3 separate regions of the Homo sapiens genome follow, and regions 1 and 3 are each linked to region 2. Evidence: read pairs that join two places in POLR2A ChIA-PET (ENCODE). Cell type or tissue: HepG2. All regions are shown on one strand. Region 1 holds the start of LINC02280 (long intergenic non-protein coding RNA 2280). Region 2 overlaps LOC105370689 (a long non-coding RNA gene). Region 3 overlaps PPP1R13B (protein phosphatase 1 regulatory subunit 13B).

Region 1 (8,000 bases), 780 kb after region 2:
TTTATAAAGAGCCCCTTTGTTAAACACTGCTGCAAGTAACCTGCTCTAAATGTGGGTCTCTTTCCTGCTGGGACCCTGATAGATCTAAGGGTTTCTCCCAGGAATTCAAGGAAGGTTTAATATCAGAATCTGATCCGTGCAAATACCATCTGAATAGATGACAGGGCAAAAAGTGTCCCAATGTCTCAAGTGATGCCATCGGTGACTTTTTAAAAATTTCTGGGCAAATTAGAAATTGAAACAAATGAAATATTTCTAATTTGATAAAATTGTTCACCAAAAACCCACCAGAAAAATACATTTATGGAAACAGTTGTTGCCAGGAGTTCGGGAAAGAGGAAATGGTTGGATCGGTGGAGCACAGGGGGGTTTTTAGGGCTGTGAAACTAACGTGAACGACATTGTAATGGCAGAGACACGACACTGTGCATCTGTCAAAACCCACAGAACTTCACAGCAAGAGTGAGCCTTAATGTATGCAAATTTTAAAGCTCAGTCAAGAGGCTGGGGGTCTAGGACGGAAGGCGGGCCGTGTGTGGCGAGAGCCTCTGGCTGTATCACAGACCCAGGGAGCAGCTGTATTACAGACGTAGGGAGGGGCTGGGGGATGGGGCTGACCTGGGTACCCTCACAAACGACGAAGTCTGTGAAGCCAAAAGCAAATGGACCCGCACATGAGCCCTGTACCCTGGCAGACACACGCTTCTGCCGCGGGGTACAGGTGAGCAGTCCCTACACTGCTCCCCCTGCACACTGCAGCTTAGCGATTAGGTCCATGGATGGTGGGTGGTGGGGCAGGTTCCTCACTGTGGGGTGGGAGCTACAGACAAGCAGGGGCAAGGGCCAGAACGACCCACACGGCCCAGGGTCAGGGTCGAGACAGCAGCACCAGCTCCTTCCTGTGGGCTCCCTCTCCATGCGGGCGGAGTGACGGTTAACTTTATGTGTCAGCTCCCCTGGCCGTGGGGTGCCGGGTTGAACGTTATTTCTGGGGATGTCCGAGGGTGTTCTGGATGAGATTAGCATTTGAATCAGTGGGCTCTGTAAAGCAGGCCGCCCTCCCCAGGGTGGGTGGTGTCACCCAATCCGCTGAGGACCCGAATAGCGCGGAAGGCAGAGAAAGGTGAATTTGCCCCCCTCTTCCTGCCACGCTGCTTGAGCTGGGACACTCACCTCACCTTCTCTGGCCCTGACACTGAGATTAACGCCATTAGCCCTCCGGCTCTCAGGGCTTCGGACTCAGACCGCACTGCACCACCAGCTTCCCTGGGTCTTCGCGGGCGTGGGACCTCTCGGCCTGCGTGGTCACCTGCGCCCAGGCTTCAGCTGGCATTTCCCCTGCTTGAACTTCTTTCTCGTGCCGCCTTGTGAGAAGGCACCTGCTTCCCTTCCACCATGATTGTAAGTTTCCTGAGGCCTCCCCAGCCATGCAGAACTGTGAGTCAATTAAACCTCCTTTGTGGGCTGGGCGAGGTGGCTCACACCTGTGATACCAGCACTTTGGGAGGCTGAGGTGGGTGGATCACTTGAGGTCAGGAGTTCGAGACCAGCCTGGCCAACGTGGTGAAACCCCGTCCTACTAAAAATACAAAAATTAGCCGGGCATGGTGGCACGCACCTGTAATCCCAGTTACTTGGGAGGCTGAGGCAGGAGACTCACTTGAAACCAGGAGGCGGAGGTTGCAGTGAGCTGAGATTGCACCACTGCACTCCAGCCTGGGGGACAAAACAAGACTCTGTCTCAGTAAATAAATAAAACCTCCTTTGATTATAAATTACCCAGTCTCTTGTAGTATCTTTATAGCAGTGTGAGAACCAACTCATACACCCACTATATTGAAATACGGTTACCAAAATAATAAAGTAATTGTTATTGGATTTCTTGTTAATCTACTGATTCAGGCCAGGCATGGTGGCTCACGCCTGTAATCTCAGCACTTTGGGAGGCCGAGGCGGGTGGATCACCTGAGGTCAGGGGTTCAAGACCAGGCTGGCCAACATGGTGAGACCCCTCCCCCCCCGCCACCATCTCTACTAAAAATACAAAAATCAGCTGGGTGTGGTGGCGTGCACCTGTACTCCCAGCTACTTGGGAGGCTGAGGCAGGAGAATCACTTGAACCTGGGAGGCGGAGGTTGCAGTGAACCGAGATTGCACCACTGCACTACAGCCTGGGCAACAGATTAAAAAAAACCTACTGATCCAGATCTAGCAGCAGCTCTCATGACCAACAGTGTTGAAGCAGGAACAAAAATGAGGCTTCAAGACGCCGAAGCAACTGAAACACGATGGGAAAATACACAGGACTTTGCTGACGGTGGAGTCCCAGGTTCTGTGGAGACCGCTAGGTCCTTTGGCCACATTCACTATTGAGGAACACTCACTTTAGCCTAGAGGCTGGTGAAAGTAAAGATGCAACGTTTTTCCATCCAAGTTCAGGGACACCTGAATCCCATGATCAGTAGGTTCTAGTTTAGAACCCGGCTGCAGAGTTTACACCTGAGTGTGGTGATTACATCTTCACCGTTTCCTGATTTTTATCCCATGATCAGTAGCTTCTAGTTTAGAAATCCGGCTGCAGAGTTTACACCTGAGTGTGGTTATTACATCTTCACCGTTTCCTGATTTTTATCCCACGATCAGTAGGTTCTAGTTTAGAAACCCGGCTACAGAGTTTACACCTGAGTGTGGTCATTACATCTTTGCCGTTTCCTGATTTTTAGAAAAAAAAAAAAAAAAAACCTGTGATCTGAACCAAGGTAATTGATCTCCCTCCCTTCCTACAGGTGTCCACGCCCTTGGGGAAGGTTATAGGGGTTGGATGTGCTTTTGACCCCAAGGGCTCCCTACGTAGCCCAGGCCAGCCTGGGGCTTGGAGGAGGGCGGGTGAGCTGATGAGAACCTCCTCCATGCTCAGCTTCCACCTGCTGGCATCTGTGTGCCCAGCACACAAAGCCTGGGCAACGGGCGACTCCTGTGAGCAGAGCTTCACCCTCTTCCCCTCTCACTACCCCCCACCCCACCTGCAGCCCCTCTCCTCCCTCCCCTTGGTTCGAGATGACCCCAACTCCCCCGGAGATTTCTACTGGGATCTGGTTTGGTTTTTGCTTTTTATGATCCCCTAAACCCATCTTCACCTCCCTGCTAGGGCTCCCCAGGTTGACTGGGGAGGACCCCACATTCCCCATGATTCCACGCAGCAAAAGGCACTTCTGGCAGGAACCCGCATCCCAGGGCAGGCCCTGGGGCACCTTGGGCTGGGGAAGACTGCGGCCCCAAAATCTCCACTCCCTGCGCTGCCATCTGAAACACCACCATGATGGATAATGTCTTACCTAGGGAGAAGGCACCTGTGCTGGAAAAGGAGACCCAAGAGACCCGCCTGGACCGTGTGGGTGAGACCATCGCACCCTCCTGCCGAGGGAGAAGGCACCTGTGCTGGCTAAAAGGGGTCCCAAGAGAACTGCCTGGACAGTGTGGGTGAGGCCATTGCACCCTCCTGCCGAGACGGTGGGCCCTGCTACAGAGCCTGATGCCCCTGAGGAGCTGGGACCACTGTCCTCCCAATACACATACACACACAAACACACACAGAGACACACACCGACACAAACACACAGACACACAGAAACACACACAAACACAGACACACACACAGACACACACAAACACACAGACACACACAAACCCACACACACACAAACACACAGATGCAAACACACACACACAGACACACACACACAGACACACAGAAACACACAGACACACACAAACCCACACACACACACAGATGCAAACACACACAGACACACAAACACACACAGACACACAAACACAAACACACACACACACAGACACACAAACACACAGATGCAAACACACACACAAACACACAGACACACAAACACACAGACACACACACAAACACACAGACACAAGACACACACACAGACACACAGACACACAGACACACAGACACACAGACACAGACAACACACACAAACACAGACACACACATACACACACACAAACACACAGACACACACAAACACACACAGACACACACAGCACACAGACACACACACAAACACACACACACCCTTCACAACCTTCCTGGGCTCTTAGCATTTTCTGTGGGGCTGTCAAGGCAGGAAGATCCAGGAGGGACCCCAGGGCGGGGAGAGACAAACTCTCCCAGCTCAGGAAGGCAGTGTGCTTTCGCCTAAATAACTGAGTGAGCTCACACTAACAGGAAGTGTTTTGATTTTGCAGTCTGAGAGTTAATCCCGTCGCTGGCCAGACATGTTTGCTTTTAGGTTCTCTGGTGGCCCACAGGTCCCAGTTCTGAATGGAAACATCCCGAGGCGGCCCCTCCCCTCCTCAAACTGCACCCTCCCCGGGCATGGCGCTGCCTGCAGGCTGTAGAGAGGGCCTGGGCTTTTTCACACCTTGGGGAGGTGTAGACCAGGGAAAGGAAGAGGAGAAGGATGTGGGCAACCCTCCACCACCAGGGAGCTCCACCACCACTCCGCAGGCCCTGGCGTGGCACCGTCCCCGAGGGCTGGCACCGGGCTGGTGGCAGGCCTCAGCATCAGAGGGTGGCTGAGTCGCACACACCGCCCCTACCCCTCTTCCCGAGACTGAGCCCCTCTCTCTAGCCCCAGAGCAGGAGTCACCCCCAGCCCCACCAGCCACTGCCCATGAAGCTGGTTGGAATTGCCCTCAGCGGCCACAGAGGCCCCAGCGGGGTCCCCAGCCAGGCCGACATGCACTAGCAGCTCAGAAAGAAAGGCCTTGTGTCCAGTGACCTCCCCCAACCTCGGAATGTGGCCGTTCTCTCCTCCCATCCCTACAGTAGGGCTGAGGCTGTCCCGAGTACAAAGGCCTTTTGTCCCCACAACCAGCCCCCACCCGCCGAGGTGACACTGGAGCTGGGAGAGTGGCAGCCTCCATGGCGGCCACAGTGGCTCCCAGCTCCCCTGCAGCAGGGCCTCCCTCCTCCCCCAGGGCCGGGCAGAGGGCACCTGCAGGGCATCTTCCCCGGCACCCCCTGGCTGCAGAGCACCCTGGTGAGAACGATCTAATCGGAGAGCCCAGGCTTATACACAGCTTCTCTCTGCCAGCTGAGAATTTACGTTTCTGATTAACTTGTGTTACCCACAATACACTGTAGACTACAGAAGGCCAGGACCCTCTGAGGTGGTGCAGTGCCCCCAGTCTTGTTCTGGGTGAGGGCTCCACGGACCTCTTTATTTGTCAAAACTCATACACTTTAGTTCTATGCATTTTACTCTGGGTAAACTGTATCTCAGGCCAGGCGCGGTGACTCATGCCTGTAATCCCAGCACTTTGGGAGGCCAAGGTGGGTGGATCATTTGAGGTCAGGAGTTCGAGACCAGCCTGGCCAAAATGGTGAAACCCGTCTCTACTAAAAATACAAAAATTAGCCGGGTGTGGTGGCAGGCACCTGTAGTCCCAGCTACTCAGGAGGTTGAGGCAGGAGAATCGCTTGAACCCGGGAGGTGGAGGTTGCAGTGAGTCAAGATTGTACCACTGCATTCCAGCCTGGGCGACAGAGCAAGACTCTGTCTCAAAAAAAAAAAAAAAAAAAAAAAACTGTATCTCAAAAATACATGGCCACAAAAAAATACATAGTCATTGTTTTAAGACACCAGAAAATACAGGCAAGCCGAAAGAATTCTGAACAACCAACGGCCGCTGCCCGAGGCCAGTTGCTGTGATTGCAGGTACTTTCCACCTGTCCAGACGCCTCCACGCGTGTGACACACACGCAATGCCAACCACACAACGCAGGCCGCCGTGAATGCCACTTACATCTGTCAGTGACAAAACCTGACCGTGTTTCCACTAACTCTGACACAATATTTTAAATGACTGCACATTATGCTGTGTGCATAAGCCAATTTGTGTTCAACAAATCCATGTATTGTTGGAAATTAACCACTTCTGGGGTTATTCTTTCAGAATTCTAAACAGTAGGGCCACAAATATCCTGATAGCTTGGTCTTTGAGCACCTTTAAGGTGCTATCTTGAGGTAAAGACCCAGGATTGGTGTTGCTGGGGCAAAAGACACTCACCTGCATTTTAAAGGGTTCTTTTTTGTTTTTGTTTTTTTCTGAGATGGAGTCTCGCTCTGTCACCCAGGCTGGAGTGCAGTGGTATGATCTCAGCTTACTGCAACCTCCGCTTCCGGGGTTCAAGCGATTCTCCTATCTCAGCCTCCCAAGTAGTTAGGATGACAGGCGCCTGCTACCACACCTGGCAAATTTTTGTATTTTTAGTAGAGACAGGGTTTCACCATGTTGGTGAGGCTGGTCTCGAACTCCCAACCTCAGGTGATCCACCTGCCTCGGCCTCCCACAGTGCTGGGATTACAGGCTTGAGCCACTGTGCCCAGCCTTAAAGGGTATTTTTAATGCCTTATGGAAAGCAGGGGTTCCAATAGGCTTTCCAGTCCAGTCTCTTCCTTGATCTTTATAACTCCAAAGAGCCTGGCAGACACTGAGCCTGCGGGGGAACACGAGAACCATTCTGCCTTGGAAATAAGACTAACCTACTGGATGCAGACCAGAATGCAATACACCTTGACAGTGTAAAACTAATCCCTGGACTTCCGGCCGGGTGCCGTGACTCAGGCCTGTAATCCCAGCACTTTGGGAGGCCGAGGCAGGTGGAGCGCTTGAGGTCAGGAGTTCGAGACCAGCCTGGCCAACATGGCGAAACCCCATCTCTACTAAAATACAAAAAAAAAAAAAAATAGCTGGGCTTGGTGGCACGTGCCTGTAGTCCCGGTTACTCGGGAGGCTGAGACAGGAGAATCACTTGAACCTGGGAGGCGGAGGTTGCAGTGAGCCAGGATTGTGCCACTGCACTCCAGCCTGGGCGACAGAGCAAAAATAATAATAATAATAATACCTGGACTTTTACTTTCACGTAGGCAAGGTGGATCCCACAGGGAAGGTCACCACAACTACTCACAATAACTGAGGAGGCCAGACACATTGTGAAAACCTTACTGCGAAGGCATCAGAGAGCTGCAGAGGCTGCGAGGACTTAACGAACTAAAATTCCAGAGAATGGAGAACTGTCAGATAAGCAGGTGACCCACAGCCATCTTTTTACCTGGGGACATTTGCCTATTTGGGACACTGGGCTAAGGATTGGGCTTGGCCCAGGCAGAGAGCTACAGCCGGGGAAGAAGAAACCAGCAAAGATTCTCACTGTCACAGGGAGGAAAGTGGCAAAATCGGAGTGTCCAGGGCCACAACCAGGCAGCGGGGCCCTCAGCCCCACCCCAAGACACCTGTAGGATCTCAATGCTGCTGCAGGAGGAGGCTCAGGAGCAAGTTGAGCAGCTCTGTGAGGCTGGACTGCACTTCCCACAGCCTTTCAAAGTGGGGAGATCAAGACCCGCCAGGCTCTCAGCTGAAATCTGGAGAGACCAATCCCCCAAACCAGGGCAAACCAGAGGAAGCCTGAACCCCATCAAACTACACACCAGTCCACCCGGGCCCATCCCTCACTGGGTTGAGGGACCTGCCCCTCTGTCCATCCTAACTGCCTGAGGTTTTTGCTCCCAATACAAGCCAGGTGGCTCCAATTAGAACAACTAATGTGCAAATAACAACTATAATTGCCAGGCCGGGCACAGTGGCTCACACCTGTAATCCCAGCACTTTCGGAGGCCGAGGCGGGCGGATCACGAGGTCAGGAGATCGAGACCATCCTGGCTAACATGGCAAAACCCTGTCTCTACTAAAAATACAAAAAAAAAAAAAATTAGCCGGGCGTGGTGGCGGGTGCCCGTAGTCCAAACTACTCAGGAGGCTGAGGCAGGAGAATGGCATGAACCTGGGAGGCAGAGCTTACAGTGAGCCAAGATAGCGCCACTGCACTCCAGCCTGGGCGAGAGAGCAAGACTCCATCTCAAAAAAAAAAAAAAAAAAACTATAATTGCCAGACAAAATATAAACACCAA
Region 2 (8,000 bases):
TTGTAATAGAGATAGGGTCTCACTGTGTTGCCCAGGCTGATCTCAAACTCCTGGGCTCAAGCCACCCTCCTGCCTTGGCCTCCCAAAATTCTGGAGTTATAGGCGCAAGCCAACGTAGCTGGCCAACAAAGTGTCCTTTGAATGAAAGCAAAACAGTCATAGTCATAAATGACACAGAGATTTTTTTTTTTTTTTTTGAGACGGAGTCTCGCTGTCACCCAGGCTGGAGTGCAGTGGCGCGATCTTGGCTCACTGCAAGCTCCGCCTCCCGGGTCACGCCATTCTCCTGCCTCAGCCTCCTGAGTAGCTGGGACTATAGGCGCCCACCACCATGCCTGGCTAATTTTTGTATTTTTAGTAGAGATGGGGTTTCACCGTGTTAGCCAGGATTTCCTGACCTCGTGATCCACCCGCCTAGGCCTCCCAAAGTGCTGGGATTACAGACGTGAGCCACCGCACCCGGCCGACACAGAGATGTTTATGATGGGAAGTAACACTGTGCCCCCAACCTCCCCACCCCAGTTTTTCTTCCCAGGGTCTCCCCAAGAGCTGCTTCCTTTGACTCCTGCTGTGTGTAGTTCTGCTGACAATGACCTGGACAGCTCTGCGCCATGCACAGCGTCTCTTTTCTCCGACTTACCAAATTTTAGACACTACTGACTCCTCCATGTGAAAGATGGGAATTCAGCTACATCACATTACCCTACAAACTTTATTGTTAATGTAATTATTTTTATTTCTTCTACTGCTTTTTTGGTAACTTTATTTATTTATTTATTTATTATTTATTTTCGAGATGCAATTTCGCTCTTATTGCCCAGGCTGGAGTGCAGCGGCACAGTCTCGGCTCACTGCAACCTCTGCCTTCTGGGTTCAAGTGATTTTCTTGCCTCAGCCTCCCGAGTAGCTGGGATTACAGGTGCCCACCACTACGCCCAGCTAATTTTCTATTTTTAGTAGAGACGGAGTTTCACTATGTTGGTTGGGCTGGTCTCGAACTCCTGACCTCAGGTGATCTGCCCACCTCAGCCTCCCAAAGTGCTGGGATTACAGGTGTGAGCCACCATGCCCAGACTTTTTTTTTTTTTTTTTTTTTGAGACAGTTTCTCTCTGTTGCCTATGCTGGAGTGCGGTGGCGTGATCTCAGCTAACTGCAACCTCTGCCTCCCGGGTTCAAGTGACTCTCCTGCCTCAGCCTCCCAAGTAGCTAGGCCTACAGGCGCGCACCACTACACCCAGCTAATTTTTGTATTTTTAGTAAAGATGGGGTTTCACCACGTTGGCCAGGCTGGTCTGGAACTCCCGACCTCAGGTGATCGCCCACCTCAGCCTCCCAAAGTGCTGGGATTACAGGCTTGAACCACTGCGCCCGGCATATGTTTTAATTTAATTTTTAAAGACAGGGTCTTGCTCTGTCACCCAGGATGGAGTGCAGTGGTGTGGACACAGCTCACTGCAGCCTCGAACTCCGGGGCCCAATCGATCCTCCCACCTAGTCCTCCTGTGTGACTGGGACTACAGGCGTACACCACGCTGCCAGCTACTTTTTGTATTTTTGCAGAGCGGGGTTTCACCGTGTTGCTCAGGCTGGTCTTGAATTCCTGAGCTTAAGTGATCTGACTGCCTCAGCCTCCCAGATTGCTGGGATTACAGGCATGAGCCACTGCTCCCGGCCCTTGGTAACTTTAAATAATATTCTTTCTGCTATTAGGGAAACAAGAGCCTAGGAGAGCCAGGGTCACAACATCTTAAAACAAACTTCATCTTAAAACTAGTAAAGGACATTCCTTGCCAGTCACATAGTACTGAGATATTTACAAATGAGAAAACAGCTTAAAAATACCTGCAAGGACACACTCCCACAACGATGAAAAGTCCAGATGTTCTGATAGACACAATAATATATGCTTTCAAGATAATTCTACTTATGCTGTTTGTACCTGCATACTAAAATGTCAAGGATAGTTTTCTTTAAATCAACCGAATAATAAATTCTGTCATGCTATCAGCCCACCCGCGCACGTGGGCACAGCTTAGTTTAGTCTTTATACAGATAAGACCCCCATATAAAAAAAACTTAAAGCGGGCGCATTTTCTCTGCTTTCTGAGGTCGTCTCGCTCTGTAACTGAGTGGCTTTCAATAATGAGCTTTTAGGCCAAGTGCAGTCGCTCACGCCTATAATCCCAGCACTTTGGGAGGCCGAGGCAGGCGGATCACCAGAGGTCAGGAGTTCGAGACCAGCCTGGCTAACGTGCTAAAATCCCATCTTTACTAAAAATGCGAAAATTAGCCAGGCGTGGTGGTGGGGGCCTGTAATCCCAGCTACTCGGGAGGCTGAGACAGGAGAATTGCTTGAAACCGGGAGGCAGAGCTTGCAGTGAGCTGAGATGGTGACATTGTACTCCAGCCTGGGCAACAGAGTGAGACTCCGTCTCAAAAAAAAAAAGAATATGTTTACTTTCACACTCACCTCTGACCTCCTCTTGGGAAGACGAGGTTACCGGTGCCTTCCCTTCTCTTCCACTTTCAGATTTCTTCCCGGTCAGCCCCAAACACTGAATGTAAATACGGTCCAACATCAACCTGCAAACGAACACTGACATGAAAGTGCAGTTGGAAAGGATCTCGCAAAGGAACAGAATCTGGTGATCCTAATCGTAATGAACGTGATCGCCGGGTATTGAGAGCTTGCAGGTACCAGGGCTCCGGCACTACGTGTTTCACAGGGGCCACTCGGTAGACCTCTTGGTGACCTTGAGGTCAGGTACCACGTTCCCATTTTACAGAGGAGGAAACTGAGATAACCTACGACAGCGAAAAGGTAGCAGAGCTGGGACTGGTGCCCAGGCTCGCCGAGTGGAAAAGCCCTCGGCCACCGTGGAGAGCTCGCTTCCTGTGGTCTGAAGCGTCGCCCCTGCACCGGCTTCTGCTGCCAAGGATGGCTTTTCCTCACTGGTGCCCACCTACGCTCACTTGTGTCATGTGGTTAAGCCCTTTTGGCAACATAAGACCTTTCCCAAGAATGTGCCTCGGTGCAGAGGAAGACGGTGGGGGCAGGCCCCCTCCCCGGGATGCTCCACCCTCCCTGACCTCACACGGGTGCAACCTGGGCCGTGGCCGAGACCTGCTGTGTGGCAGACAATGGGAAGCCTGTGTGTCGTCCTGGGTGCCGGATTTAGACAATATTTAGCTTTCCCTTGGTGGAAAAGCCTTTCCCCTCCTGCTTTGGGCAGGAACTGGTTCCTGTTGGGCGGGGCCTGGCTGCTGCCCCACCCCCACCCGGCCGGGCACCTTGACCGGCAGCTCTCCGGGCTGCTCCCTGCCTGTGTCCCTGAGCACTGACTCCAGAGGTTTAATCATTAACGGGCACGTTTGGCCTTCGGTCGTGGGCTGGAATTTGGGACCTGTGCCCGGGAACAATGATCTCCGACACATTATTTTGTGTAAAATCACTTTTAGCTGCCATTAGCTAATAAAGCTGGAATAAAGTGAGGTCCATTAACCAGCACTGGCCTCTCGGCCTCTGGGGCTCCTTGGGAGGGACCCAAGGGACTCACCTTTTGAGGACCGTGAAATCGCCGCTAGAAAATGTGCTTACAATTGTGGTCCAGCACTGAAGCTGCTCAGTATGTTTTCAGTCCCCTCTGTGGCAACCCCGTGTGTGGTTTTGGGGACTGGCAGAGTGCCCTGGAAGCGTGCCCACGTGCTGCAGATCCACCAGAGGAAATGCTCGGGAAACGCTGACGCCTGCTTTGCCCCCTGTTTCAGGGTCACCGAATGAGAAGCTGTTGGGATGAATGGCTCCCCCACCCTCCTAGCCCGGGCCAGGGGTCGCCCAGCAGCAATGCCCACCTCCCTTCGTCATGGGAGGAGCTAGTGCTCCAGTCAGCCCTTTTCATCCTGAGCTGTTTGCTGGAAGTCACCAGTGGGTATCCACAGCGCAAGCCTCCTCTCTCTCCTTCCCCCAACCTCTGAGACAGCTGGCTGGATGCTCCCTCCAACCCCATTCCCCTGCCCTCTCCTGAGGACAGCTCTGTCGGGAGCAGGGCCTCCCAGCAAGAGCCAGCAGCTGCGCTGTTTCTGCTGCTCCAGCATTTCGGGGGCAGCTGGCTGGAAGGGTAGGGGCGATTTAGAGAGGCCCACTGGCAGGTGTGGTGATGGGACTCCATGTCTCCCGCATGGGACGCCCCCTCCTCCCTGGGCTTCATTCTTAGGGTCCCCAGTCATTCTTCCCTGGGCACAGCCCTCCCTCTCTGTGCCTCATTAGCTCATCCCCAAGTCCACCCTACAGCTGGTCACCTCCGTCTTGGTGCAGCCTGCCTCCATGGCCCCGCCTGAATGCTGAGTGCCCAAGGGCCAGTGTTGCAAGGGGACCCCACCAGCCTTTCTACAGAGGCAACCAGAACCCTCTGGCCTCTCCCCATCTTCCTGCCCTCCCACATTTCTGCCTCCCTAGCTCTGCCCCCTGCCCCAGGAAGCTGAGGCTGCAAACTCAGAATCTGCCTTCGCCTCTGGTGCGCTGCCAACTCCCCCTTGGGCAGGCCTGTCGCCTGCAGCCTGTGTCTGTGCTGCCCTCCACTGCCGTGGCAGTGCCCAGGCCAACTGGTCGGCATGCTTGGGCTCAGGGACAACTTCACGGTCAGCACGTGGCTGTGCATGGCCTTGGACACCTGGAACGTGGAGCCGGTCAGCCAGCAGCTTTCAGACAGGGAGGGGCCGAAGGGTCCAGGCCACACAGAGGGCCAGGGCCAGCAGCCAGGCACTGGCTGCCACCACCCGTTTTCCCCCAGCAGCCCTGGGCTCTCCCTTGGTGGCTCTGCTCTGTGACTGCGGGCTGGTTCTTGGACCTCGGTTCCCTGCTGTTCTGGGAGGCTCGGGGCCTAGCTGAACTTGGGGCCTTCCTGCCTGCCAGCCCCTGACTCCGGATGGCCAGACACACTCCCAGAAACTCCACCCGGCCTCTTGTTGGCCACCGGAAGGGCTGGCGAGAGCTGCAGGATGCGCACACCCCTATTGAGGGCTTGCCCGCTGCCCCTCTGGGAGCCTTCCTGGAATCCGGGAAATGAAGGCGCTCTCAGGCAGGACACCCAGTCAGATCCGTCTCGTGCAGGGCTCCGGGCCCCGTTCCTGGCCCTGCCAGGGAAGCCAGACCCGGCTGCCCAAGAGCAGACCCTGCCTGCAGAAGCGCTCCCAGGGGAGACAGCCAGGACCTCACTGGGAACAGACCCCCCAGGTTATTTCCAAGCCTGCCCCTCCTTTGCCTCCCTGCTGCCTCCTCATACCCCCCCCGCACCCCGGCTGAGAGCAGCCACCGCCCAGCTTGCCCTGCCATGGTTCTCTGCTCAGGCTACAGCCCCCTGGATTAGAGTGGTTTACTGGTCTCTGCTACTTTTAGGATCAAACCTAAACTCTTAAAGAACTTGACCCACAAAGAGCTGGCTCTGCAGATCCGTGGGGGAAAAGGTAGACTACTCTGTACATAGGGTTTGGACAACTCTCAAGAGAGAAAGCTGGTTTATTTCACATCACTGGGAGAGATCCACTCCAGAGGGATTAAATAACTTACAATATAGAAAATATTCGAGTGTGGGCCCTCCTTCACCCCCAAAGTGGGGTGGCTCTCCAGGGTCATCACTGAAAACACTCGATTGCATAAAAGCCCCGTCGGCTCTGGGCACAGCCAGGAAGGTGCATCTCCCCAGACAAACAAGCTGTATTATCTCCAGCATGTAGGACAGGGAGGTGATGTTCTCCAGATGTTAGGAGCTGCCTCCCACTCCCCGGCCCTGCCCAGGCTGAGTGCCTGCTGAATGCTTTATGTAAGTGCCAAATGGCAGCGCTTGCACCCTGGGGCCGGATGGAACAGCAAGGAGGCCTCGGGCCTGGGTGGGGGCCTTGGGGCCCTGCTAACACCATGGGAGGACCTGTGAGGACCAGCCCTGGGGAATTGCACCTGGCCTCAGGCCCTCCCCTCCTGGCCTGGGACAGAACTGTACAGCCTACTCCAGTTCAGTGCCAAGTGGAGCCACTCCTGCAGGGCAGTGGGCTGGGTAGGGATGCCACATGTGAGCCGCAGTCTTGGCAGGGACCTGGTTAACCTTGCCCTGCACGCAAGGTAGTCCCTGGACACCACAAAGACCAACCGGCTCCAGCCCGGTCCCAGGGAGCTTGTCTCAGAGACCGGCAGGCAGGGCAGGCCCGCTTCAGAAGCTGCCCTGACGGGACATTGCGCTTGTCGAGGCGACACAGACAGACCTGATGCAGCCCCTGCCGCTGCTCTGCGACCCAGTTCCCTGAGCTTGGCTTCTCTCAGCTGTGGACAGGGATAAGAATCAGGGCACCTGCCTCAAGGGTGGCTGTGAGGGTGAGATGGCGCAGCCCAGGTGCCCGGACATAGTCAGCACTTGGGAAGGTGCCCTGGGTGTGCCCCAGGTGCATAGTGCACACAGGGTGGGGATGAGGGGCTCCCACAGGTCTGGAAGATTTCCTGGGTCTGCACTGGGTGGCCTGGGCTGACACGTGGGCAAGAGCACCCTGGCCTGCAGGGCACAGGATGTACAGAAACTCCAAGGCCAGGGGGATGGTGAGAGGCTGTCCCACTACAGGGCCTGGAGAGCCGCTGTGGTCTGGGAGGGACAGCGTGCCAGACTTTCCTCCTGGGAGTCTCCTGGCCTCCTGCTGTCTGTCATGACCGGGAGCCTCCCGGCCTCCTGCTGTCTGTCATGACCGGGAGCCTCCCGGCCTCCTGCTGTCTGTCATGACCGGGAGCCTCCCGGCCTCCTGCTGTCTGTCATGACCGGGAGCCTCCCGGCCTCCTGCTGTCTGTCATGACTGGGAGCCTCCCGGCCTCCTGCTGTCTGTCATGACCTCCTCTGGCTCCCAGAAGGCCTGGGCTAGTTCATTTCCCCTCAAGATTCCCAAGCCAAGGGTGATGGTGTATGCCTGTAGTCCCAGCTACTCTGGGGCTGAGTCAGGAGGATCACCTGAGCCCAGGAGTTTGAGTCCTGAGGAACATCTCTGAAAAAAAAAAATTAATTAAATTAGAAAACGATTCTCCCAGCACTTTGGGAGGCTGAGGCGGGCAGATCACTTGAGGTCAGGAGTTTGTGACTAGCCTGGCTAACAGTGAAACCCCGTATCTACCAAAAATGCAAAAATTAGCCAGGCGTATTGGTGTACGCCAGCTACTCCAGAGGCTGAGGCAGGTGGATCACCTGAGGTCAGGAGTTCGAGACCAGCTTGGCCAACATGGTGAAACCCTGTCTCTACTAAAATACAAAAATTAGCCAGGCATGGCGGTGCATGTCTGTAATCCCAGCTACTCCTTAGGTTGAGACAGGAGAATAGCTTGAAACCGGGAGGTGGAGTTTGCAGTGAGCTGAGATCATGCTACTGCATTCCAGCCTGGGTGACAGAGCGAGACTCCATCTCAAAAATAAAACAAAATAAAATTAAAATTAAAAAAGAGTCTCAAGATGCCCCCAAAGGACTTGGCAAGTGCCTAGTAATGAGGGCTCTGTAAATGTCCGTTTGAGAATCTATCTCGTCTCAAGATTCTCCTCACTCTCCTTCTCCCCGCACTGCTCCAGCGATGCATGAGCTTGGTCCTTGAAGTTTTTTCTTTTTTTCTTTTCTTGTTTGTTTGTTTTTGAGACAGGGTCTTGGTGTGTTGCCCAGGCTGGAGGGCAGTGGCACCATCTTGGCTCACTGCAGCCTCGACCTACCAGGCTCAAGTGATTCTCCCACCTCAGCCTCTTGAGTAGCTGGGACCACAGGTGCACACCACCACACCTGGCTAATTTTTGTATTTTTGTAGAGACAGGGACTCGTTATGTTTCCCAGGCTGGTCTCAAACTCCTGGGCTCAAGCGATCCTCCTGCCTCAAAAGTACTGGGATTACTACTCAGCCTCCTAAAGTACTGGGATTGCAGGCGTGAGCCACCATGCCTAGCTGGGTTTCTTTACAGAAGAGGGAAGTGAGGTTTAGGGAGGAAAGAGT
Region 3 (8,000 bases), 56 kb before region 2:
AAAAAAGGGATAACTTTTTGTTTTTCTTGTAATTTGAGTTAGTAAGCAAGAAAGTGATTGCTACTTAGTCCTTTTGAAAGCATTCAATTAAAAGGGTTATGTTGAGATTTCAAGCTATCAAAAAGATCAGTCATAAAATCTTAGAGCCAGATTAGAACCTAATCTATCCAACACTCTTTCCCCATTTTGTAGATGAGGAAGTAGAAGCCCAGAAAAGGAAATAATTTGTCAAGGTTAATAAATCATCTTGGTAACAAAATGAAGACTAAAATCCAGGCTGATTCTCATCCCTGCATGACACATCCTTGTCAGTATTCAGTTACCTTGTTCACTGAATATTAAAGGAGGTCTGTAAAATGTCTAGCAACAGCACGACATACCATATTCTCTCAAATCTAATTTCCTCTTCCTCTTTTTAATTTCAGTACCTGATAATAATGGGCACTGAAAAAGTCGGGAAGCCTCCCCGCAACTTTTAAAATCATAGAAATGAACTGAAATTAAGTCACAAAAGAGACCCAAAATTGACACAGGAACATATCAAGTGTGAATTATAAATACAGAGGAGCACTGGGCACAGTGGCTCACGCCTATAATCCCAGCACTTTGGGAGGCTGAGGTGGGCGGATCACCTGAGGTTGGGAGTTCGAGACCAGCCTAACCAACATGGAGTAACCCCATCTCTACTAAAAATACAAAATTAGCCGGGCGTGGTGATGCCTGCCTGTAATCCCAGATACTCGGGAGGCTAAGGCAGGAGAATTGCTTGAACCCGGGAGGCAGAGGTTGCGGTAAGCTGAGATTGCGCCATTGCACTCCAGCCTGGGCAACAAGAGCAAAATTCCACCTCAAAAAAATAAATAAATAAAATAAATAAATAAATAAAGAGGAGCTGACCACAAAATAGATCTATAATATGATTTGAAAACATAAGAGGGCTCCATAAATACCAACAAGACCCTGGAAAATGTAAGCTAAGTGACAATATTTGTTAAAAATAAATAAGTCCAAGGCATTTAGTTGAGATATAATTGAGCTATCATAAAATTAAGAACTAAATATGCTGCTTTTGAGTGAAAAAAATAAGCTAACAGGACAGAGTGCTAGGACAACAGGTAAAACCAAGACCTTCCCATGCACATCTGGATATATGGAAACCCAATACAAATCATGCCTATGAAAAACTACATTGTTTCATCCACAAGACAATCCCAAGAGATGAGGATCAAAAAGCCACTTTTTTTTTTTTGGAGACGGAGTTTTGCTCTTGTCGCCCAGGCTGGGGTGCAGTGGCACAGTCTCAGCTCACTGCAACCTCCGCCTCCTGGATTCAAGCAATTCTCCTACCTCAGCCTCCCAAGTAGCTGGGACTACAGGCACCCACCACCACGCTAGGCTAATTTTTGTATTTTTAGTAGACACGGGGTTTCGCCGTGTTGACCAGGCTGGTGTCCAACTCCTGAACTCAGGTGATCTGCCCTTCTTGGCCTCCCAAAGTGCTGGGATTAGAAGAAGCGTGAGCCACTGCACCCAGCCAAAACCACAAACTTTTATAAAATCAAGTCTAAAGAGAAAACACCAAAACCCCACAGAATACATTTCTTTGTTCATAAAAATTCACCCTAACTACCTATTTCACCGGTGGCTCACGCCTGTAATCCCAGCACTTTGGGAGTCCAAGGCAGGTGGATCACAAGGTCAGGAGTTCAAGACCAGCCTGGCCAACATGGTGAAACCCCATTTCTACTAAAAATACAAAAAATTAACCAGGTGTGGTGGCGCACGCCTGTAATCCCAGCTACTGGGGAGGCTGAGGCAAAAGAATCACTTGAACCTGGGAGGCAGAGGTTGCAGTGAGCTGAGATTGCACCATTGCACTCCAGTCTGAGAGACAGAGCAAGACTCCATCTCGAGAAAAAAAAAAAGTATTTCCTAATCCTTCCTGCATTGAACAGGAACAAGGAAAAGAACCATTTATGACATGCAAATGAATGAGGTAGGTCATATCATCCCCACGTTACAGATGGAGAAGCAGACTCAAGAGATGCTTGACACCTTGCTGGGGATCAGAATCTAAACCCAGGGATGACCCCAAAAGCCTACTATATCACATTGCCCATAAGGATCCCTAAGTCTCTTAGAACAGGGACAATTTGGCCGGGCACAGTGGCTCACAGCTGTAATCCCAGCACTTTGGGAGGCTGAGGCAGGCAGATCATGAGGTCAGGAGATCGAGACCATCCTGGGTAACACGGTGAAACCCTGTCTCTACTAAAAATACAAAAAATTAGCTGGGCGTGGTGGCGGGTGCCTGTAGGTCCCAGCTACTTGGGAGGCTGAGGCAGGAGAATCGCTTGAACCCAGGAGGCGGAGGTTGCAGTGAGCTGAGATCGCGCCACTGCACTTCAGCCTGGGTGACACAGTGAGACTCTGTCTCAAAAAAAAGAAAAAAAAAAAACAACAGGGACAATTTGGCAGGCCACTGCTCTCCCTCCATCAAGGTGAGCTGGACAGTGTTATTCTCAAAGGAGAAGGGGAGGGATGGAGAAGGGAGAACAGTGTTCACATACGACTTGCACACTGGACCTAGCTTTGGTCTACATTTTGCTTCCTTCACACAAGGCCAGCCAAAACTCATGGGCTCTGGACCCTACCTTGTCACCAAGATCTTATACCTGGGGAATCAAATGACCTTGGAAATTCTAAACCCCAGAACCAAATTTCAACCATCAAAATTATTCAGTCTAGCAGTCTTCCTCCTCCTTGACTGCCACCTCCAACAATAACAGTAATAGCACCCACTTATTGACATTTACTATATGCTGGACTTTGTGCTGATCACTTTCCATGTATAACAACTTTCAAGCCTGCCAGAAATCCTGTTTTTTAAAGTATCTTTCTTATTTTTACAAATTAATATACATACACTTTAAAAAAAAAAGTCAACCAATAGAGGAAATAAAAAATAGCCCCCTAATGACCCACACTTTAAACAGCAGGTACATACATATCCTTTCAAACCCTTTCTACACCACAAAACACTTTCCTTCCTTTTTCACAATGAGGCCACATGAAGTAGAATGTTAGTTTTCCAGCTAACAATATGTTTTGTCAGCTGAAAAACATTCTACCTCATCCTTTTTTTTTTTTTTTTTTTTTTTTTGAGATGCAGTCTTGCTCTGTCGCCAGACTGGAGTGCAGTGGCGCGATCTCGGCTCATTGCGACCTCCACCTCCCAGGTTCAAGCAATTCTCCTGCCTCAGCCTCCCGAGTAGCTGGGACTACAGGTGCGTGCAACCACGCCCAGCTAATTTCTGTATTTTTAGTAGAGACGGGATTTCACCGTGTTAGCCAGGATGGTCTCAATCTCCTGACCTTGTGATCTGCCCGCCTCGGCCTCCCAAAGTGCTGGGATTACAGGTGTGAGCCACAGCATCCAGCCCTCATTCTCTTTTTTAAGGCTATTTCTCTATATGATCACATCATAATTTATTTAGAGACAGGCATTATTAGGCAGGGTGCTGTGGCTCACACCTGTAATCCCAGCACTTTGGGAGGCTGAGGTGGGCGGATCACGAGGTCAGGAGTTCGAGACTAGCCTGGCCAATATGGTGAAATCCCATCTCTACTAAAAAAGTACAAAAATTAGCTGGACGTGGTGGCGCACACCTGTAGTCCCAGCTACTCTGGAGGCTGAGGCACGAGAATCGGTTGAACTGGGAGGTAGAGGTTGCAGTGAGCTGAGATCACGCCACTGCACTCCAGCATGGGCGACAGAGCGAGACTCCGCCTCAAAAAAAAAAAAAAGGAGACAGCAAATGAGTGTCTTTAAGTCCACAGTGCCTATGATCATGTGGGTATATAATAAAAGGGTAATAAATATTTGTTGTATGTCACTTTCTTTGTACTACATTTATCTTCCCTACTGGGCCATCACATCTTTCACAATGCCCTGGCATTTAGTCAGAGCACAAATATATTTGTTGAAAGTACAGGCATATCTTGTTTTATTGTGCTTTGCTTTATTGAGTTCTGCAGATATTGCATTTTTTTTAACAAATTGACGGGCTGTGGCAACCCTGTGTCAAGCACGTCTACTGGTGCCATTTTCCAACAGCATGTGCTCACCCATGTGTCACAATTCTCTCAATATTTCAAACTTTTTCATTATTATTATATTTCCTATGGTGATCTGTGATCAGTGGTCTTTAACGTTACTATTGTAATTGCTTTGGGGCACCACAAATAGCACCCACGTAGAACAGCAAACTTAACTGGTAAGTGTTGTGTGTGTTCTGACTGCTCCACCAACTGGCCATTCCCCCATTTCTCTCCCTTTCTCGAGCCTCCCTATTCCCTGAGACACATTATTGAAATCAGGCCAATTAATAACCCTACAGTGGCCTCTAAGTGCTCAAGTGAAAGGAAAGTGACCATGTCTGTCACTTTAAATCAAAAGCTAGAAATGATTAACCTTAAGAGGAAGGAATGTCAAAAGCTGAGATAGGCTGAAAGCTATGTCTCTTGCCAAGTTGTGAATGCAAAGGAAAACTTCCTAAAATAAATTAAAAGTGCTACCCAGTGAACACACAAATGATAAAAGCCTGAAACAGCCTTAGTATTGATATGGAGAAAGTTTTAGTAGTCTGGATCAATAAAATGAGCTATAACATTCCCTTATGCCAAAGCCTAATCCAGAGCAAGGGCCTCTCTTCAATTCTATGAAGGCTGAGAAAGGTGAGGAAGCTGCAAAAGAAAGTTGGAAGCTAGCAGAGGTTGGTTCATGAGCTTCAAGGAAAGAAGTCATCTCTGTATCATAAAAGTGCAAGGTGAAACAACAAGTAATGACAGAAAAGCTGCAGCAAGTTATCCAGAAGATCCAGCTACAATCACTGACGAAGGTGACTACACTAAACAACACTGTAGACAGTGATTTTTTCTTTTCTTTTTTTTTTTTTTTTGAGAGAGAGTCTCGCTCTATCGCCAAGGCTGGAGTACAGTGGCGCAATCTTGGCTCACTACAACCTCCACCTCCCGGGTTCAAGTGATTCTCATGCCTCAGCCTCCAGAGTAGCTGAAATTACAGGTGCCCACCACCAGGCCTGGTTAATTTTTGTATTTTTATTTTTACTATTATTTTTAATTTTTGTATTTTTAGTAGAGACAGGTTTCACCATGTTGGTCAGGCTTGTCTCAAACTCCTGACCTCAGGTGATCCACCTGCCTTGGCCTCCCAAAGTGTTGGGATTACAGCTGCGAGCCACCACACTCGGCCAAACATAACCTATATGCACTGAGAAACCAAAAAATTTGTGTGACTCACTTTATTGCGATTATTTGCTTTATTAAAGTAGTCTGGAACCAAACTCGCAATATCTTCAAAGTAAGCCTTTATAGATTTAACACCCAGGATATAACTACTTCCCGCTCAGCCCAGGCCACTTGACCTTTCTGGATCTCAGGATGCATACACAATTCAAACTTGAAACCCACCTGCTTCACCAGGAGCTTCCCTAACAGGGCTTTCACATAAAGAGGTCTACTCAGGTATTACCATGAGAAGTCAGCATTACAAAGGATCTTAGCAGTTATTAGTCTGGATTTCTCCTCGCTTTATAGTAAGAGAGTTCATAAATTATGGTTTTATGACAAACTAATAAAGCTTCAAATCACAAGAAATACATTGAAAATTTCAAAACAAAAGTACAAAGCAGTTAAGTTTAGATTATGGTAGGTATAGGCCATGCACAGTGGGGAAGACAGGAGGTTGAGACCAGCCTGGGCAACACAGCTAGACCCTGTCTCTACCAAAAAAAAAAAAAAAAAGCCAGGTGCAGTGGCTCATGCCTGTAATCCCAGCACTTTGGGAGGCCAAGGCGGGCAGATCACAAGGTCAGGAGATAGAGACCATCCTGGCTAACAAGGTGAAACCCTGTCTCTACTAAAAATACAAAAAAAAAATTAGCTGGGCGTGGTGGCAGGCGCCTGTAGTCCCAGCTACTGGGGAGGCTGAGGCAAGAGAATGGCATGAACCCGGGAGGCAGAGCTTGCAGTGAGCGGAGATCATGCCACTGCACTCCAGCCTGGGTGACAGAGCGAAACTCCATCTCAAAAAAAAAAAGGCAAAAAAAAGTAGATTAAGGCTGGGCACGGTGGCACACGCCAGTAATCCCAGCACTTTGGGAGGCCGAGGCGGGTGGATCATGAGGTCAGGAGATCGAGACCATCCTGGTTAACACGGTGAAACCCCATCTCTATTAAAAATACAAAAAATTAGCCAGGTGTGGTGGCAGGTGTGGTGGCACGCACCTGTAGTCCCAGCTACTCAGGAGGCTGAGGCAGGAGAATGGTGTGAACCCGGCAGGTGGAGCTTGCAGTGAGCAGAGATCGCGCCACTGCACTCCAACCCAAGCGACAGAGCGAGACTCCAAAAAAAAGACTGTACTAGATACTTTTTGGGGTGGAGAGTGGAATGTGAAAGCAATGAGATTTTGCAAAAATCTAGATGTGTAGTACAGCCTCCAAAAACATTGAGAAACCCATTTCTTATCTCATGGTAGTGTAAAATTTTGGTTTCAGTAATTCCTAGCACCAGACTTCTCCTCTGAATATTAGCCAATACATCACAAACTGCTAGAAAGTTATAGTATGATATAGTATATATCACACTATAGATCTATAGTGTGATATCTGGTGTATGATATATGGTATATATAATACTATAGATATATAGTATTATAAAGTATATATAATACTATAGATATATAAATATAGATATGATATACTATATCATTAACCATAAAGCTTCAGCTTAAGAGACTTCGATAACAATTGGTTGTCACCTAACAAAAAAAGCTAACAAAACACTGAGGTTCATTTTTCCATTACATTTAATCATGGAACTTAGCTACTGTGACTTTATTACCAAAAGTATAAGCAGCTACTATTGCTATTATAAAAACAGCATTTTCCTCTCCTAGTTATCCCACAGAAGCCTTAGTATCTAACTACCAGCAACTCTCAAAAAGGACAAGAAACCAATTGGACCATAAGGTATTCTCTATTAAGAGTGATTTTTAAGAGTTTGTTCAATTCCAGAGGCAAATAACCAACCACACAAAGAGACTAAAATTGGGCTCTAATGTTTTTGTTTTATGGCAAGACATGGCAGTATAAAAAGCACGGCCGGGTGCAGTGGTTCATGCCTGTAATCCCAGCACTGTAGGAGGCCGAGGTGGGTGGATCACCCAAGGTCAGGAGTTCGAGACCAGCCTGGCCAAAATGGTGAAACCCCAACTCTACTAAAAATACAAAAAAATTAGCCAGACATGGTGGCGGGCACCTGTAATCCGAGCTACTTGAGAGGCAGAGGCAGGAGAATCACTTGAACCTGGGAGGCAGAGACTGCAGTGAGCCGAGATCACACCACTGCTCTCCAGCCTGGGCAACAAGAGCGAAACTCTGTCTCCAAAAAAAAAAAAAAAAAAGTGCAAGAAGCCAAAACCCATAGTGTAAGGCAGTGTTACCTTTTATGTAACATAAATTGGTTACATTTACAGGATCACTCATTCATTCATTTAGGAAAATTTTACTCAGCCCAGCTTGGCCCTGGGCCAGGCTCTGAGCTAACTTCTGCCCTCACTAAACTTGGAGCAGACACAGAGAAAGGACAGCAGAAAACTATGGTACAGAACTGCAGAATGCCACGAGATCCCACAGAAGGGCTGCCTGCTCCAACAGGAAAGACTTCCCAAAGGACGCCACGGAAGGTTAAGACAGAAAGGAGTAAGCCACAGATGGAATGAGAGGGTGGGCAGATTATGTCCCAAGAAGACAGGACAGACTGGAAACAGCAGGGCCGGACTGCTAATCAACGGCAGATGAAAGCAGGACTGAAGAATCCCCCATTAGGAGCTGCTTTCTTCTGTGCCAAAAACTTGACATTCAAAGAACCATACGAAGATTTGGTTGTTTCCAGCCATGCGTCTTCATTCTATAAG

What was found. Peaks named below come from ENCODE experiments on the same cell type or tissue, not always from the same donor. Only the 100,000 strongest peaks of a DNase experiment are listed, where the experiment ranks them.
Region 1: POLR2A ChIA-PET joins it to region 2 with 14 read pairs; 2 of 35 experiments call an interaction of 5 or more read pairs at or near these places.
Region 3: POLR2A ChIA-PET joins it to region 2 with 12 read pairs; 7 of 35 experiments call an interaction of 5 or more read pairs at or near these places.

What each region holds. Positions count from the first base shown.
Region 1 is chr14:104,661,398-104,669,397 of GRCh38, forward strand. It overlaps LINC02280 (long intergenic non-protein coding RNA 2280), which reads right to left and starts at 4,161. Exons shown (of 2, transcript NR_135293.1): 1 at 3,336-4,161; 2 at 1-2,712. RefSeq lists a silencer at 544-603 and enhancers at 1,129-1,628, 4,091-4,853. In HepG2, a CTCF peak has its summit at 4,504 (motif pointing right); DNase peaks (open chromatin) are centred at 4,324 and 4,854; H3K4me3 peaks cover 1,080 bases.
Region 2 is chr14:103,876,873-103,884,872 of GRCh38, forward strand. LOC105370689 (a long non-coding RNA gene) reads left to right here. Exons shown (of 3, transcript NR_188198.1): 2 at 523-723; 3 at 2,532-3,506. Among named protein-coding and RNA genes, the nearest start is that of PPP1R13B-DT, 33 kb to the left of the region's middle. RefSeq lists enhancers at 3,080-3,374, 3,233-3,915, 4,599-5,280. In HepG2, no CTCF peak of the experiment used is centred here; DNase peaks (open chromatin) are centred at 3,329 and 4,679; H3K4me3 peaks cover 2,712 bases.
Region 3 is chr14:103,820,902-103,828,901 of GRCh38, forward strand. The region is part of intron 1 of PPP1R13B (protein phosphatase 1 regulatory subunit 13B); the gene reads right to left. Among named protein-coding and RNA genes, the nearest start is that of PPP1R13B, 23 kb to the right of the region's middle. In HepG2, no CTCF peak of the experiment used is centred here; no DNase peak of the experiment used is centred here.